2 separate regions of the Homo sapiens genome follow, and region 1 is linked to region 2. Evidence: chromatin loops called from intact Hi-C (ENCODE). Cell type or tissue: endothelial cell of umbilical vein. All regions are shown on one strand. Each heading gives the region's core, and the rest is flanking DNA. Links, peaks and the distances in the headings are about the cores only.

Region 1 (8,737 bases), core at 378-8,377, 340 kb after region 2:
TTGGATCTTGTCTTTTTTCTTCCTCTCCTTTCTCTCCCTTTTGTCTACCCCTCTCCCTCTCTCCACTTCCCTCTCTCTCACTCCCTCTTCCTCCACCTTCTTTCTTTCTCCTGCTCCCTCCCTCCCTCTCTTTCCTCTCCATTTTGAAATAAGAAGGATTCATGGCAACCTGCACAGGATAGAATGAAACAGATCTGAGTCAAGAGGAGAATCTCTGAGGATAATTTCTTCAAACAGGTAAGGAAGAATAAGAATAAACTTCTCTTAAGTTCACCGTTATCAGCAAATTGCACACATAGATTCTTCAACATTTCCAGGCAGAGGAGGCCTACCATGGGGGGAAGAGCAGGAGAGCAGATGCCTACCCGCCCCCAGTACAAGCAGAGCAGGAGCCTGTTAAAGTCCAGGTTAGGACAGGGAAACTCAGATCAACTTTCCACATTCTTGGATCCCAAGCTCTGGACACTAACTCTCAACAAGAACATTCAGAAGTCATAAACACTAGTCATTTTCCCTGTAAATGTCCTGCATCTATCAAAATAGAAAGTGAATAATACGATAAAATATTTGTTATTCGCAACACATGCTGCACAGTTTAAAAATATTATTCAATTTTATTCAAATTATCCCCATGGTACATAGTTTTTTCAAGGAGTTTTAAAGAAATCCATTTGCATTCCAGTTTCTTAACCTCTTTCAAAAGTTCAAACCTCTTTCAAAATGTGAACTCCCCATCATTGACTCTGTGACCTCCCTCTTCTCGTATTATCTTCATTTTTCTCACTGCTCTCCAGTCACATTGTCCCGCATGTTGCTTCTCCAACATGCTAGACATGATCACACCTTAGCGTCTATCTATAGGCTGCTTTCTCTGCTTGAAACTCCCTTCCCCAGGAAGCATCTCCATCTGTTCAAATGTCACATACTCAATAAAGTTTAAGACTCTTTTTAAAAATATAATTTATAAAAATATAATTATCCTCCCTGACAGCACAGTTTTGAACCCCCACCTTGCTCTTCTCTATTTTTTCCTATTTCTATTTCATTTACCATTTTATTCTATATGTTACAATTATCACATTTATTAGATCTGGGTTTTTTTTATAACTTTCTGTCTTATTCAGTTTAATGTAAGCTCTGTGAGAAAAGGGTCTTTATATCTTTTACTCACTAATTATCTCCACTTTCCAGAATAATTCATGGTGCAGAGTAGGCATTATTTAATAAAGATTTGCTGAAACTATGAGTGAATGAATGAGTGACTCGCTCACTTATAGTAAATCTTACTCAAAATACTGGCATACATGTTGAGAAAGAAAATGACTCTCAATCAGAAGCTTATCTATTAAAATTTAAGTTGTTCAAATTCACTATTTTTAATAAAACTAAAGGAAGGACATTAGAAAAAAACTTTAGAAGCCATTCCAAAGAGTGTAGGAATATAAAGACTTTCCAAATTGTTTTAGATTGTGCATGAGCAAAAAATTTTAAGACAAGAAAGAGCCTAGAAAGAGATTCTGGAAGATACTGGCAGATTGCTCAACAAATCCATTACGTCTCTTTTTTTGAGGATGTAGCATGACAATATTTTATCCATCTTCTTTTATAGTTAGGTGTGGCCATGTGACTAAGTCCCAGCCAATAGAATGTGGGAGACACTGATAGGCATAACTTCCAGACCTAGTCCTTTAAAAATCCCTCACTTGTGCTTTTCCATGCTCTGTCTCATTTCCTGGCTTGATAGCAATGTGCATGATAACTCAGGAAGCCACATGTTGAATACTGTGGCACCACAAGATGAAACAAGCCTGGATCCTGGAACCACTGCTTGGAGGGGGTTGCCTGCCATCGTGAATACACATTGGACTTTATATAAATACGAAGTCTACTTCTCTTGTTTTAAATTACTGAGAATTTGTGGTTCATGTATTATGGTAGCTAGTATTACCTTAAGTAATAGAAGAATGTTCCCACTGTGTTAAATAGAAAAAATATTTTCTTCCACAGACTAAAATTGAAGCATGGTTAAACATGCAGAATCTAGGTGGAAGTCTGGGATCTCAGAAGATACAAAAGAAGCTTTCCCTTGCACTGCAAGATCACATATGGCAAAGGCTTCAATAAATATCTCTAATGGGCCTACTCTCTTCCTTATAACTCATCTGACATTTTTGTGATACAAGGGAGAACAGTTGAATTGTTTGAAAAACTTGCCTCAGAAAGGGTGAGACAGAAAGCTCACTGGTGAATTGAAAAGGTTTTCATTGTACCGTTATGGGACTGTTTTTAAAAGACTCTATGTTCCTTGTAAAATTCATTCTTGAATCAGATTTGATTTTTAGCAAACAATTTCTTACCTAATCTCAACCTCCAGACTTTAATATTCTAACAATTACATAAGTCCATTGCATTAAAAAGTTCTCAATAGTTATTTTTTTAGTTTTGATAAGTTTTAACAAGACAAAAAGCTGACAAGTCTTAAATTTGGTAAAAGGAGATTTTGAAAAGGAGACTCCAAAAATAATGCATTTAAAATCTAATTTATATGGTGCCTCAGAAGAGTTTCAAACAAATGAATAGTCTTCTAAGAAGTTATAAATTCATGTCCGGGATAGAAATATCTGTGAATCACTAAATTATTTCTCTCATATTTGCTGGTGTAAAACTAGGGAATAGCCAAGCAGCTTACATTATCAACTGCTTATGAGGATGCTAAAATGATATACTTAACTGATATTTCCATCTAGAGGCACTGTATAATTTTGTCACCAAAAATAACTATAGACTCAAGAATATAAGGAGGAATATTTTATATAGTGGCATACAAAGTTATGACATTTATCTGTCATTTTCCCATATTATTTATCCTCAAAAGAGTTTGTTTCTTTACATCATGTGGAAGGATAATTGGTCCCATAAAGAAGTAATTATTTATATCAACGAGGTAATAATAAAAGAGAATGGCTCATAATCTACTGGACGTTGCATGGCCTGTGATGTCTCTTTCCTTCTAGTCACTTTCGAAAGCTCAAATACCAACACCTTTGTAACTTCCTCCTTTTCCCCCATATACATAGTCAATTCTTCTTTTGTACTCCCTCAAATGTTAATTTGTACATTGATTTTCACATTTACATTACTGTATTATAATTACCTACTTACGTTTATGACCTGTCTGATCAATTTTAAATTAGCATTTTCTTCTCCCTTGTGTCTCGGTACATTGTATGCTGACATAGAGCAGATTCTCAATGGATGTTTGTTAAAGGATGCATTTTATTTCCTCAGTAAAACCATTTTATGTCATTAGACAAATTCAAGTATACAGTTAGATTCCAGAAACTATAGTCTACCATATAATTAAAGGTATTTCTGCTATTTTATGTCATTGAACAAATTCAAGTGTACAATTAGATTTCAAAAATTATACTCTCCCATGTAATTAAAGGTATTTCTGAAAAAAAAATGCTTATTCATGAAGGACAGTGTTTTTATAAAATTTGATATCTAATGACTGATGTTTAATAGCTGTGGAATAAAAGAATGCTAAAAGTCATACTGAATGCCTGAAAAAATGAGTCAGTAGTTGGGACTAGAACCAACCAAAAGATCCACAGAGTAGAGGTGATAAGAAGGTGTCTTGAGATTTTAGAATCAATAGCAAAAGCTATTAGTATCCATAGCCATGGAATTAAGCAAAAACAACAGACAGGAGAAGAAAAATTTATTCAGTGATGAAAAGAACATTGAAACCAAAGGGAAGGAACAAGTGACTCATCACAAAAGTGTACCACTATTAAAGGTAAGAGAATAGACCTGCTGTGGAGAGAATTAGAAACTGGTTGCTAATGTGCCTACATATTGAGAAAAACATTCTAGTTCCTATTTTCCTAAATTTCAATCACATCCTTAGAATAAAATTCTATTATCTAAGCTGACCTAAGTTTACTTCTGTTCCTCAAAACCTGAAAGACCCTAACAAAATATACTGGTATAACGAATGACTTAATTCAATTGTGTCTTTTCTACCTACATCCACAAACAAGTACCAAACATCAATTTTTTTTTCAGGAAAACAATCCTCTTATTTTTCATTACATTCTACTGCAGTTAGGACACCACACAAGTTTTACTTCCCCTTTCCTCTGACAATCCACATCTTGTTGCCACGGTCTGATCATTCTACTTCTGTTACACATCTCAAAATAGTGTCATGATCTTCATTCCTACTAGTTTACATATTTTTCATACTCACTTAAGTCTTCCTAATTGATCTCACTACATTTCTTTATTTCTATGTGTTTTTGTGATGGTAAATATCAACCTTTCATTGCCACGTTTAAGTCTCCTTCAAGCATTTCCTGTAGAACCAGTCTAGTGGTGACTAATTTCCTTAGCATTCACTTGTCTGGGAAAGACTTTATCTTTCCTTCATGTATGAAACTTATTCTGGTGGAATATACAATTCTTGACTTAAAGTTTTGTTTTTTCTTTTTTATAGTTCACCACTTTGAAAAATGACACCCAATTTTCTTCTGGCCTGTGAGGTTTCTGCTGAAAAGTCAGCTGTTCATCTGATGGGGTTGTAAAAAGCAGTATAGGTGACTAGATGTTTTCCTCTTGCTAATTTTAAAATTCTTTATTTAACTTTGACGTTAGACATTCTGAATATAATATGCCATGATGTAGTCCTTTTTGCAGTGTATTTTCGTGGGGATCATTGGATCTTCTGGATCTGGATGGCTAACTCTGTTGATAGACTTGGGAAGTTGTCATCAATTATTTTCTTAAACAGATTTTCTATACTTTTTGATACCTCCTCACCCTTGGGAGTACTGATCATTCATAAATTTGCTCATTTTATGTAGTCCCAGACATCTCAAAGGCTTTATTCATTCTTTTTAATTATTTTTGTCTTATTTTAAAATTATTTTAAAAGACCTGTCTTCATGTTTTGAGATTCTTTCTTTTACTTCATCTAACCTATTATTGAAGCTTTCAGATATATTTTATATTTCCTTCAATGAATTATTTTAGTTTCAGAATCTCTGCTTTTTTTAAAAAAGTATCTTTCTTCTTGGTAAATTTCTCATTCACATTCTGAATTGAGATTCTGATTTCTTTAGTTTGTTTTCAGATTTTTCTTGAATCTCACTAAGCTTTAAAATCAGTATTTTGAATCTTTTATTTGGCATTTCAAGGAATTCTTTTTGATTGGGGTCTATTGCTAGACAATCTTTGTGGTCCTTTAGTGGTGTCATATTTCCCTGCTTCTTCATGTTTCCTGTGTCCTTCCATTGATATCTGCACATCTGGTGTAACATTCGCTTGTTCCAATTTTTTGAAATTGCTTTTGTAGGAGATAATTTTTTTTTCCTGAAGATGTATGTATGCTGTGGGTTAAGATACTTTTGCTTTGATTTTGGGTGTCTGTGGTAGTGTTATCTTTGTATGACTTCTTCAGCAGTACAAAGGTTCAGTGGTATCTGTGATTTCCTTGGTAGCTTAGGGTACAGTTACTAGTTGAGGTTTTGGTGAAGTTTTGCTGGGGACTTGGACACCAGCTAAGCCAGTCTTTGGGCCCTGGTGGTGACGGCAGTAGGGTGAGTTTGCCTGTTTTTAGGCCCCAGAGCAACTTACACTGGCTCTGATGTTAGTCGGTTAAAGAGGGCTGATTCTTGGGACTCTGGGTGGCTTTCTTAGAAGCTAGTAGTGGGAGCGGTAGGCCAGATGGGTGTGTGGGTTCTCAGATGCCTGGGCAACTGGTTCATTGTGGGTGATGGCAGGAGCAGCAGTAGAGCAGCCCACTGGGATACAAGTGGCCCATGTTGGTGTTGCTGGAAGCTGAGGTGTGTTAAGTGGGCTAGTCTGTAGTCCCACAGTCATGAGTAGCAAGAGTGGTGGGTATTGTCCTAAGTGTGCTTCGGAGAGTTTGCTCTTCCCTTTCCCTCCCCAGTTAGGTGGCAGCTGCAGCTCTGTTACCTCAAACTCGGCCTGAGGGTGAGGCACAGCCCAGTGTTAAATTTTCAAAATGGTGCCAGCTGTGGGCTAGAAACCAGAAAGGATGGTGCCCATCTCAGGCAAGCAGCACAGGCAAGAAACTTTGGAGAATATGATCTGCTCACATCTCCATCTCAACAGCAGTCCACAGGAGATTGCAAGGGACCCTCCTTGGGTGCATAGGAGCACCCAATCTCAACCTCCCTTCTCCCTTTTTGAAGCCTCACAAAAGCAGCAGCTGCCATGTCTGGAGATCCCTGGTATCCATCCCTCAAAATGATGCCTAGCGGAGGCTGCTAGAACAAAGGCTCAAATACCTGTGAGATTACATGTACATTCCCTTTGTGGAGCAATGTCTCTGAACAACCTTTAGCTACCTCCATATGTCAGGCCTAAAGACCTCATGGGTTGAGGGTTTCTCCTGTAGCCAAGACTGTGGAACCTTGGGGGTTTCTCCATTACTGTTTCCCTGCCTCCAGGAGCCATTTTCCCGCTCTCAGTCAGTCCCTGGCCAGGCAGGCTGCCTTGAACACTCTTCTTTCTTACTCTTGGGCTTCCTGTCTCTTCTCTAGTGAATCCTAGGATTCTCTTCTAGACAATCTGTTTAAAATGTGAGTATCCATTAATTATTCTGGTTCCTCTCCACAGAGGAGGTACATACTACTTGCATCTAGTCAGCCATCTTGATCCCTCTCCCTGCACTTATTCTTTCTCTGTTCTAATCCTAAAATAGCTTTAAGAAAAAATAATTGATAATAAAAGTGGCTGAATACAACATATACATATGTAAATAAGATAGGTCTGTGGAAAAGGTCTCCAATTCATTACAGAATAAATAAATCTGAATGGAGTAAATCATGATGAGTTTATATATATGTTCAAGTCCATAAACTAAGGTTTCTGAGAGGAAAGTTGTGGATGAAATGGATTCTACTGAGACACTGATATGAGGTCAAAGGAAACCTGACACTGAAAAATACTGAAAGGTAGAACATCATCATTGTTAATATACATACTTCTACCAGATTTGTTATGCTGAATAATAGCAATTTTGTTACCTTTAAATTAAATTTAAAATTCAATTTTAAACAGAGCAATTTAAAATAATTTAATCGAAGGTCGCATGGTGGTGGGCAATTGGGAATTGGGGCCAGCAGATGACAAGTGTCGTCTGAGAAGACCAAAGCTAAATGCTTCTGGGTTTTTGAGGGCCCATAACATCGTTCAGTCTTTCCTGTCAGAGAATAGAAACCGCTGGCTCCATGAGAATCCACTAGGAGAAACGTGGGTGGCAATGGAGAGCAAGGACTCAGGATCACTCTCAGACCATTCTGCTCAGTGATCCAGAAATGTACAATATGCCAGGCCTTAAATATGTTAAATATGTTGTAATGAACAAAACAAATATTCTTATTCCCATAAAATTTAAAATTTTGTGAAGGGAGGGAGAATTAAAAATATGTCAAGAAAAAATAAATTATTCACAAACTTTGATAAGTGCTACAAGAAGAATAAAGAGGGTGCTGAAGGAGGGCATAATGGGGGCAGCCACTCTCATACAGGCAGCTAGGAAGGACCTTTGAATAAGGGTCCTGAATAATGAGCAGAAGTCAGCCATGTGAAATGAAGATAATTGTATTTTGGGTGGAGGAAACAATCTTTTCCTAAGGCTATGGGGGAGAAACCTGATTCCAGTGAGTTGAGAAGTTGAACAAGGTGAGCAATCTGCCCAGACCTTACATAAGAAGGAATATGGAGAAATAAGTGGGCAGATTGGTATGGTTCATTGTGGTCATCATCATCATTGGTTGGAAGGGATAGAAATAATATTTATAGAGTGGAGAGAAGGAAACCACAGAAAGACTTGACCCATGGAGGGTTTATGATTTGATTTTGACAACATCAGACTCAGAGAAACCTCTCAGTCCTCAGGGACTAGATGAGTGCATTAGCCTCTCCCTCTCTAGGCCAGCTTCAGGTTTCCAGCTGTACCAACCTTCTTGGGTTTCCATCATTGGCTGGATCAGGGGCTTGTCCTTTGTCATTCTGTACCCTGTTGTTCTTTGTCCCCTGTACACCTCTTATTTACTTTAACTATAATATTTTCTAATTATTTTTCTCTGGGAAGTTTTCATTAGAATTTGCCTTTCATTTCCCCTATTATATCAAATCTGCATTTTAAAGATTTTTATGCTAATTTATTATTTATCACATGGATTAAGAATGGAAAAGATTTAACTCTTGAGTAAGTGATGGGGAAGAAATAGAAAAGAAAGAAGAAAGTAGAGAGAAAGAAGGTGAGATAAAAGCTACCAGCCCGAATATCACGAAAAATCAGGTAGTGTCTACAGTGGCTGAGCACTGGTCATGTGTAAAAAGCAAGAGTATGATTCTGAGCTGTGATATTTGGTGTAAATATAGTTTCTATTTTATGGAAGAAAAGTTTTTAAACTACTTCTGTAAGGACATTTACCTAGCGTACCTAAAAGCTAAATGGATATCATGTTTGATATTTTAAATTTTTTTTCTTGGTAAATACACTAGAATATGTCCATGCCATTTAAAAAAATAATGAAATCTGAGTTGTAAGAAAGGAAGTAAGTGTTGATGGGGATATAAGTTGGGAAACTGTCAAAAGCCAGCTGATTTAAAAGAATGAGAGACCATATAGTATATTTCATCATCTTCAAGCAGACTTACAAGTAAATCCCCAAAGATATAAAATTCGATTACCATG
Region 2 (8,737 bases), core at 423-8,422:
AGAAGCAGAGAGAAACTAAGTAACTTGTCCAAGGTCACACAGGTACTAAGAGGCATCCTCAGGACATGAATACAGAAAGGCATGTCCATACCCTGTGCTCTTATCCACTGCACTGCATCTCTAAACAAGTTACGTCACTGACACAAGCAACAGTTATGTGACTGAAACAAGCAGAAATATTGGCAGTGAGTTCTTCCAGGCGCTATCACAGGCAGTGTAAACAGAGTGCATAGGTTCTGCAGTTAGCAAAATAGCTAGCTTTGATCCCAGCCTTTATCACTTATGACTGCATACTTTACTATTGCATAAAAGTAAGAGAAAATGGTAATTTAGGGATGAAGTTTTAGGTAAATTAAATTACAAAATAAATGTCTAAATAGAAACCTTTCAACTATAGAAGTCAAACCACATCTTTCTGGTCTACCCCAAAATATACATCTTTCCACCTGTCCAAATGAGGACAGGTTGAAGCCAAACTTCTTTAGAAGTGAGTCTTTTAAACTTGTAAGTATTACCTTTTACACAAAGTTGTGCATTTGAATATTTCCTCTTTCAGTATGTCCTTTCTCTAGTAGGTGGCATCTCTTGAGTTTGAGTAAATTATTCCACCATATTTAAAAAAACCTTTTATAAGAACAGCCAAAGTATTTATATTGTTTATTTGGTAGTTTACCCACCTCCTCACATCCCCACTCCCACCTTTCTGGTCTCATTTTTAGCAGATTTTAAAAAGCAGGAATTTCCAGGACACTTTAGGGTTCTCTCCTTCTCTTTTTTTTCAATTGCCCACTGACCTACAAATAAATGTGTGTGCAAATATAGAGATTCTAATCTTGTACACTTCTGATTGTCTAAATATTCTATTTCAATGAACTGTCTACAAATTCTTAACCATGCAAGAAAGAACACGTAAGTCACACTTGGCAGTCTGAAGAACTATTAAGCGGTGTATGCATGAATATGTGTGTGGGGGGTTCTGTGTATGTGTATCTAAGCATGACCACTGTTTACACTGCTTGCTTCGTTTGGAATGCAAACCATAATGGCAGAGATGTCTATTTCTATACTTTTGTAAATGTATCCAGATAGCACAATGATGGGTGCCTACAGTAAGTCAAAAGTAATCACCACTATCATCGCCAGCAATCAGGAGCATATAGAGGAGTTCGAATACCATATATGGGTGGCCACTGTAATGAGAAAGGCAGAGTCACTGCCAGACACTTTAAGAAACCCTGCAGTTGAAAATGGCTTCTGAGAAGCTTCTGAGAAGCTTCTGGTCAGCTTTCTTAGACACTTCTGTGCAACAATGCCAGGTTAAGCTCCTTAAAAACCTCACTTTCAGCATACCACTAAAGAATCTTCATTGGCTCCTGCTGCTTTCAACTCAAACTCAGACTTTCTCTTTGGTTTTCACACTTCCCACCATGCTCCCTTCAGTTTCCCTTAAAGCTCTTGACTTTTGCACCAAAGGGTTTGCTTCTAGTTCCCCAAATATCCCTGACCTTTACTTCCTCTGTACTTTGCTGTCATTCTTCAATATTCAAAACATCCCTCTCTCCCCCATTTCTGTAATTAGCATCTACTCATTTTTAACATTGGGTCTCATATCATTCCACCTTTCCCAGGCCTGCCCATGCAACTCCCAGAAGGCTAGCCAACAACTGGTGGTAACTCACAAGACTCTCTTACAAAACCACTTACATGGTCTGGATTTATAGTTTAATTCACTTGTAGTATTTTTAATGAGTAAATTTATTTTCTCCAAAATGATTATAAGCTTGTTATAGACAAGATCACTCACTCTACATTTTTTGCATCACACACTGAACTGTAATTTCCTGCTTAGAACTGAAGCTGCCACTAGTAAGAACTGATTAACATGAGTTGAAGTAGATTAAAGAGCAAATAAACCTGGTACTAATGGGTAAAAAGGAATTAGGAGCATCCACATGGCTTCTTTCTTGAATTCCTGGATTACCTTTCCCTGCCTCTTCCAGGCAGCCCCAAGGCAATAAAGCAATGGAGGAAGGCCTGTGGAACAGGGCTACAATCCATCTGCTTATCCAAAATGCCTGGAGACTGCAAGAGTCTCTGAACCTGGAATTTTTCTGGAAACCAAGTGCATAGACATATTAATACTCACACCCCAAAAACAAGCAGGACTGATGGCAGCATCATGTAAATAAATACATTACTATTTTCCCAGTGAAGATTAGAAATATTTAAATTAGATAATAATGACTATAAATAGCCTTATGTCAGTTCAGATCAGGATTATAGCACCAAATAATTTAAGAAAATTAGCTTTTGGGGCCGGGCGCAGTGGCTCATGCCTGTAATCCCAGCACTTTAGGAGATCAAGTGGATCACCTGAAGTCAGGAGTTTGAAACCAGCTTCGCCTACAAGACAAAACCCTCTCTCTATGAAAAATACAAAAATTAGCCTGCTCTAGTGGCACATGCCTGTAATTCCAGCTACTTGGGAGGCTGAGGCACGAGAATCGCTTGAACCCACGAGGCAGAGGTTGCAGTGAGCCAACATCATGCCACTGCACTCCAGCCTGGGCAATAGAGCATGACCCTGTCTCAAAAAAAAAAAAAAAAAGGAAAGAAAGAAAAAGAAAATGAGTTTTTGGATTTCAAAATTGGAAAAAAAACTATCGTGGATAACTCCTAACACCTGAAAGCCACTAGGGCGCGAGCAGTATAAGGAAACAGTACTAATCCACTGACAAAGCATTTAATGTACAATTTGATTAATTCCATGATGGATGCCCAATAAAGCAAATTAAATAAAAACAGTCTCTGCTTTCTCATGGTTAAACATAAACTCTGAAAAAAAAAATTAATCAACCGAGGAAAGAAGCCACCCCAAAAATTTACACTAGTAAGTTTCAGAAAAACAATTACACAAACCTAAAATATTTATAGTAAATTTTATAATTACACTATAACTCAAACTCATCAGCATCTCTCCTTGTTTAAAGTTCTCTGCTATATCTGTTTTTTCTAATGAGAAAAATCAATGATAACTTAATCCACAATTTATACAAATCTGTACATACAAATATGTGTTTGTAACAAAAGGTAGACCCATATAGTATTTATAAAATGCACATCTACAAGGAATAATGTAACTGGTGAAAGGTGAAACAATATATGCTCAGAAGTCAGAGGAAGTATAACGCTTCTGCCAACTTAAATTTGTTCTTTCCAAATCCACTTATTTGTGAAAGGTCATTTGGCAGAGGTAAAATCACAATCTTTCACTGAAGTTACTTGAGCACAACTTTGAAAAACCGTTTGTCAGAAAATCTTGTTAAGCCTCCAGTTAAGCAGTCGTTCTTATAATATTACCATGGATTAGGTCATTTATAATTTATCTTTAGTCAAACGAACACCATGTGGTAAAGCCTGGAAGAAAGTCTGGGTTTATTTCCGTTTGTCCCGTTGTGGGGAATTAGGACCTAAATAAATGCAACAAGGTGCCCCTAACTGCAAAGTCACACGCAGTGCTTTTCTCTGCCTTCCTGCACGCTGCTATAGTGTGCCAAAGGAGACCAGCAGAGGGGCTGAAAGGAGTCTGAATCACAGGCCCAAAGGCCCAAACCCATTACCACATTTCTCTAAAACATACATGCTTCTCGATTTACGATGGGGCTACATCCTGACAAATTCCTCCTGAGTTGAAAATATATTTAATATACAGTAGAGTACCTGTTGTTTACTCTCACGATCACATGGCTGACTGGTCACAGCTCACTTCCATTGTCCAGCATCCAGAGAAAGTATTTTACTGCATATTATTAGCCCAGGAAAAGATCAAAATTCAAACCTTGAAGTATGGTTTCTACTGAATGTCTATCGACTTTGCACCATTGTAAAGTCCAAAAGTCCTAAATAGAACCATTCTAAGTCGGGGACTGTTGGTATATGCCATAAAACTTTTTTTAAAAGAAAAAAAGGAAAAAAACATCTATTCTTTTTCCTGGTTAAGTCATTCAGATCTTGGGTTCATCATCCTTAATGAAATAAAATAATGTCCATATTATGGAGGTGTAGTGAAAAACAAAACTAACTTGCAAAGCTCTTTGCGAAGTGCTTAACACACGTTATGAACATCACAGATAATGATTATAAACTCCTACTCTCAATAACAACCCCAGGACTGCCAAAGGCAAGCAGGCAAGCACAGTCCCAGGGATTCGGGAAACCTTCATTAGTCTCACGCCAGTTCCTCTGTTGGTGAAAACCCCAGCAAGAGCTGAGAAACAGCATTCTGGGTTGGACACATGGAGATAACTAGGAGGCCAGGACCTTCCTCTCAAGAGGAACCGGAACCAGAACTGGAAGTCCAAAATGAAATCTAAATCCACTACCCTCCGTCTTTCTCAACTCAACTGAAAAGGACAGGATTAGAGATCTACGGGTCTTAGACATATGCCACTAAGATCAGTAATTAACTGCTTTCTATGAAGCAATTTTGATAACTGTCTTGTGAATAAATAGCTATCAATCAGATATTCATAGTTCAGAAGACTATAATGGAGTGGAAATCAAAATGAAAGATGAATTGAACTTTCTATATCTAAAACCTCATATAAGTAGCATCACTCAGAGGAATGTCAGAAATCTCTTATAAGAGTAGATGTTGACAAACATAATCATATACTATAAGAAAAATTGTAAATAGAACAGCTTCAGACTTGCTATTCTCTTTTGTTCCCATCATGTCCAGTTAATTTTACTTTTGCCTGCCTTACTTTTTTGACACTGTCTTGTTTGTGTTAACATCCTTCAGAGAAACATTTTAAGACTTTTCAGTAAGTCATGCAACCACAAATAACTAGAAATAGGAATCCAGTAAATGCAAATATAAGTCGAGGAATAAGGAGATCTTCATTCTATTTGTGATTTTTACCTACAATCTTTTGCATGGCTTTACGGGTGGGCTGAAGGGCTGGATGGCTAACCTTGGTTCATAGTTTGTGTGCTATTTTTGATTTTTTAAATATTAAAAAAGTTCCTAGGTGAAAGTTATGAAAACATTGCATCTATTGGGATTATAGATATTTAGCATCTTCTGTTTACCTTCTGAAATATTTTCTTGGGGTTCATGTAGTTATAGAAAATTAACAATTGATTTCTCCCCAGTTCTTCTCTAGTGCTTAAATCTAAATGTGGTGCTTGTACAGGCCACTAGGGAGAGACATAGAGTCTTCATATCAGTTTCTTGGCAGTTGTGTGACATGTTTCATAGCAAGGACACAGCAGTTTCACTGAATGCATTAATGACACATGCCCTGTCAAGGCTCTATTCACCCACTGGGGAACGACACTTTAATGGAGCAATGAAATACTGCTTTGTGGTCTATGGAACTCAGAGATGATGTTTCATATGGGAAATGATGTTTCATCACATAGGAAAGGAACCCACATCACATGCAGAATACTAACCCATATTCACCATACAGAATATAAAAATGGTTAAATATGAAAAGCGACATTTGCAAACAAAAATGCATAGTGATTTTCACAGCAATGGTAAAATTTGCCATATCACCAATGGCAAATTTTACATCACCAACGAAGACACTTTTGAAAGTTAAAAATAAGTTAACTTTTTTAATCCTCCAATCCCATACCTATACATAACACACGTAAACACACACACACACACACTCAAGGTACATTAATTCTAGACTCACCCAGCAGTGAGTGACTCTCATACAGGCTATTGGCTTATCAGGGAATGTTTCTCATTTTACTCTCTACTGCACATTTTCTTACTGTAAACCAAAGTAAGTGACCGTAACCAATACAGAGATGTTGCCTTACTAAATCATACTTTTACTAGTTTTGACTTTGCAGAAATAGCAAATAGGTACTGCAAAATCAAGGACTCAAATTATCAGAAGCGTTATTGAGCCGATTATTACATTTCTGCGGTATTTAAGAACAGAAAGATATTTTCATCACTATAGTTACGGCAATGTAAGTATAGGCACTGAAAATTATTTTTGTGATTCACAGAATGCAGTCTGTTCTATTTCATGTATATTGTTTTTACTCAAGAGGCATTCCTTTAACCCCTATATTAAATTATTACACATTCCAACATTTTAATGTTTTCCCAAAATTTAAATGCAAAGGTAGTTTGATTTCCAAAAATTAGTCTTCTCAATCTTTAAGTGTATTTCAAAATATAAATATAAATAAAATATTTCAAAATATAAGGCTATTTTCTACACATTGTGTATGTGTTAATCAACAGTCAAATTAAAGTTGACTGTAACACACCACAGGTACCTCTCCACTTGCCACCAGTTGAAATAAACTACCGCAGTATAGTTCCAGCAAGGGGTACTGCAAGTGTTTGAACTGAAATGTCGAATATAACTTCTTTAGGAACTCTCTTAAGCATACTCTATATGGTTATGGCAGGTATGAACTTTTTAGATAAAGATATACTCTTTTGGAAGAGCCAGTAAGAAGTAGGAACACACACAAATCCTTTTTCAAAATCAGGATGCCTCAAAAGTATTTTGGCAACATTTTCAGGCAAAGGATTAAACACCTCTTATTTAAAAGAAAACAAAACAAACAAAAAACCCAAACAAGAAAAAAAAAAACTTAGTTTGCAGTATCTCATGACCAGATTTTAGGAATGAAGAGCTTATAAAGTTGAAACAAGCCTTGCATTGCTTGATTGTGATCTAACTGACTCTAATCTCCCGTTACATCTCAAGTCTGACCAACTTCAAGTGAACTCTGAAAGCTCTGGAGCCTGGTTACTAAAGTCCCTGACACTTTTTTTCTAAAGTCGCTCACAGCGCCTGGTGCTCTGCAGACTATGAACACTCCAGGAAAGTAAGGCTGGGTTGACTGATCACCAGTGTCCCAGAATCTGTTTGGAGTCCCATGAATCAGCTGGGGAAAGAAACGAGCATTTCCCGACCAAAATGAACTCATACTCTCCAGAGCCCCGCTGACTGGGCAGGGTTCAAGACCCCTTGGTTGCCCCAGAGGAAACCAGTCTGAAATAGATTTCGGGATCTCTCACTGGGCACCTCTCCGGGCCCTTCACTCGTGTAACTTGCTTGCCTCTCTAGTAACAACTTTCTATTTAAAAAGAAGAAGATTTTTCTCCAAAGCAGCGTGCACTGAGCTCAGTAACTTTGGATCCCACGTACACAAGCTTAAAGCACACACACTTTCCCCCGCGCAGGTTCTCGGGTCCGCCGCAGACCCTAACGCAAACTCTCGGGTTCTCCGCAAACCCTAACGCAGACCTACCGTGGCCTCGCCCGCGTCGGGCTCCGCGTCCGAGAGGTCGAGTCCGGACTCGAAGGCGGCGGCGGCGGCGGGCGCCTCGCGAGGACCCGGGAGCAGCGCAGCGGCGAGCAGAGAACACGCCACAGAGAAGAAGCCCAGCAAGTGCATGGTGGAAGGACCGGGGGTGGGGGACCGGTCCGCTGGCGGGGGCAGGGGTGGGGGCGCGGGCGCCCCTGCGAGGCCGCGGGCCCCTCCTGGTCCCTCTCCCCCGGGCTCCTCCCGGCGACCCCCCCTGGGCGAGCCGGAGGCGGCGGGAGCGGGTCCGGGGCTCCGCGTTCCCAACTTTGCAGGGCGCCCTCCCAGCCAGTGCCGGGGAAAGGCGGCGGGTGTCAGGTAAAAGCCTCACAGGAAACCGGACATCCGAGCTCCCCGCATTCGGAGCCCGCGAGGTGAAGCGAGGGCGAGGGAGGACGCCGCCGCGGTCCGCGTCGGTGTAGCTTTTTGGAGAGGCGGGGCGGGGGACACCAGAACACCCCGCGATGTTCAGCCCCTCCAAACCCGCCAGAGCCCTCGTCCCCCTCCTCCCTCCCCTTCCCCGAAGTGAGAGGAGCCGGGCCGCGGGCGCTGCGGCGGGGGCGCTGGCGGCGGTGCCGGGGGCGGGAGGAGGGCGGCGGGGCGGCTGGCGGCGGCGGGGCCCGGGAGCGCCGCGGCGCAGGATCCTCCAGAGCGCGCCGGGCTGAGCGGCGGCGGCGGCGGCGGCGGGCGCAGGGGCAGGGCATGACTGACGCGCCCTCTGCCTGCGCTTATGTGAGAGAAAGCGGCCGAGGGAGGGAGCGTGCCGAGCCCGGGCTGCCCTCCCCTCTCACTCTCCCTCGGAAGCCGTCTCCCTGGAGCTCCCCGTTTCCCTCGCCTCCTCCCCGGCGGCCCCACCTCCCCCGGCCCCCCTCTGGATCTCTCCCTCCCCGCCCCTGTCCCCTGCGGGGAGCGGGCGGCCGGAGGGGCAAGTTCAGTCCCGGGGCTGGCGGTTGGCGGGACCGGCTTTAGAGGTGATGCGACCACCCTGGACCACGTGCAGCGGGGAGAAACTGGGCACCGTGGGGTGGAGGGAGCCCCCGCTTTATCCTCGGCCACTCCCGAGTTCTTGTCCTCCCTCCCGCACGCCTGGCCCCCAGAGCCCTGCTCAAAGTTTGGAAATGTCCTGGGGGTTGTAAAAGTTCCAAGAAAAGGTCATCACTATGTCAGAGAACCCTATGGGACCTCGGAGGGGTCCCCTCTCTCCCTTGGTCTGTGTAGTTGAAAGTTGCCTGATGATCCAAGAACCGCAGTTCTCAGGATGCAGTGCAGGCTGTTGGGATGGATGCTAATGATCCCTTTGGAATCCTAAACTTCTGACAGGTGAAGAGAAGGGCCAGAATCTTCGTGGAGAGTAAAGAGACACATTGTCAGCTTCTGCAAGAAG

What was found. Peaks named below come from ENCODE experiments on the same cell type or tissue, not always from the same donor. Only the 100,000 strongest peaks of a DNase experiment are listed, where the experiment ranks them.
Region 1: it touches region 2 in a loop (3-fold over the local background); 3 of 110 quality-filtered maps call a loop at or near these places.

What each region holds. Positions count from the first base shown.
Region 1 is chr4:177,124,126-177,132,862 of GRCh38, forward strand. No RefSeq gene overlaps it. Among named protein-coding and RNA genes, the nearest start is that of NEIL3, 180 kb to the right of the region's middle. In endothelial cell of umbilical vein, for the core only: no CTCF peak of the experiment used is centred there; a DNase peak (open chromatin) is centred at 4,256; H3K27ac peaks cover 1,561 bases.
Region 2 is chr4:176,784,866-176,793,602 of GRCh38, forward strand. It overlaps VEGFC (vascular endothelial growth factor C), which reads right to left and starts at 8,057. Exons shown (of 7, transcript NM_005429.5): 1 at 7,300-8,057. The coding sequence starts at 7,446. In endothelial cell of umbilical vein, for the core only: a CTCF peak has its summit at 5,191; DNase peaks (open chromatin) are centred at 5,356, 7,066 and 8,106; H3K4me3 peaks cover 2,161 bases; H3K27ac peaks cover 2,747 bases.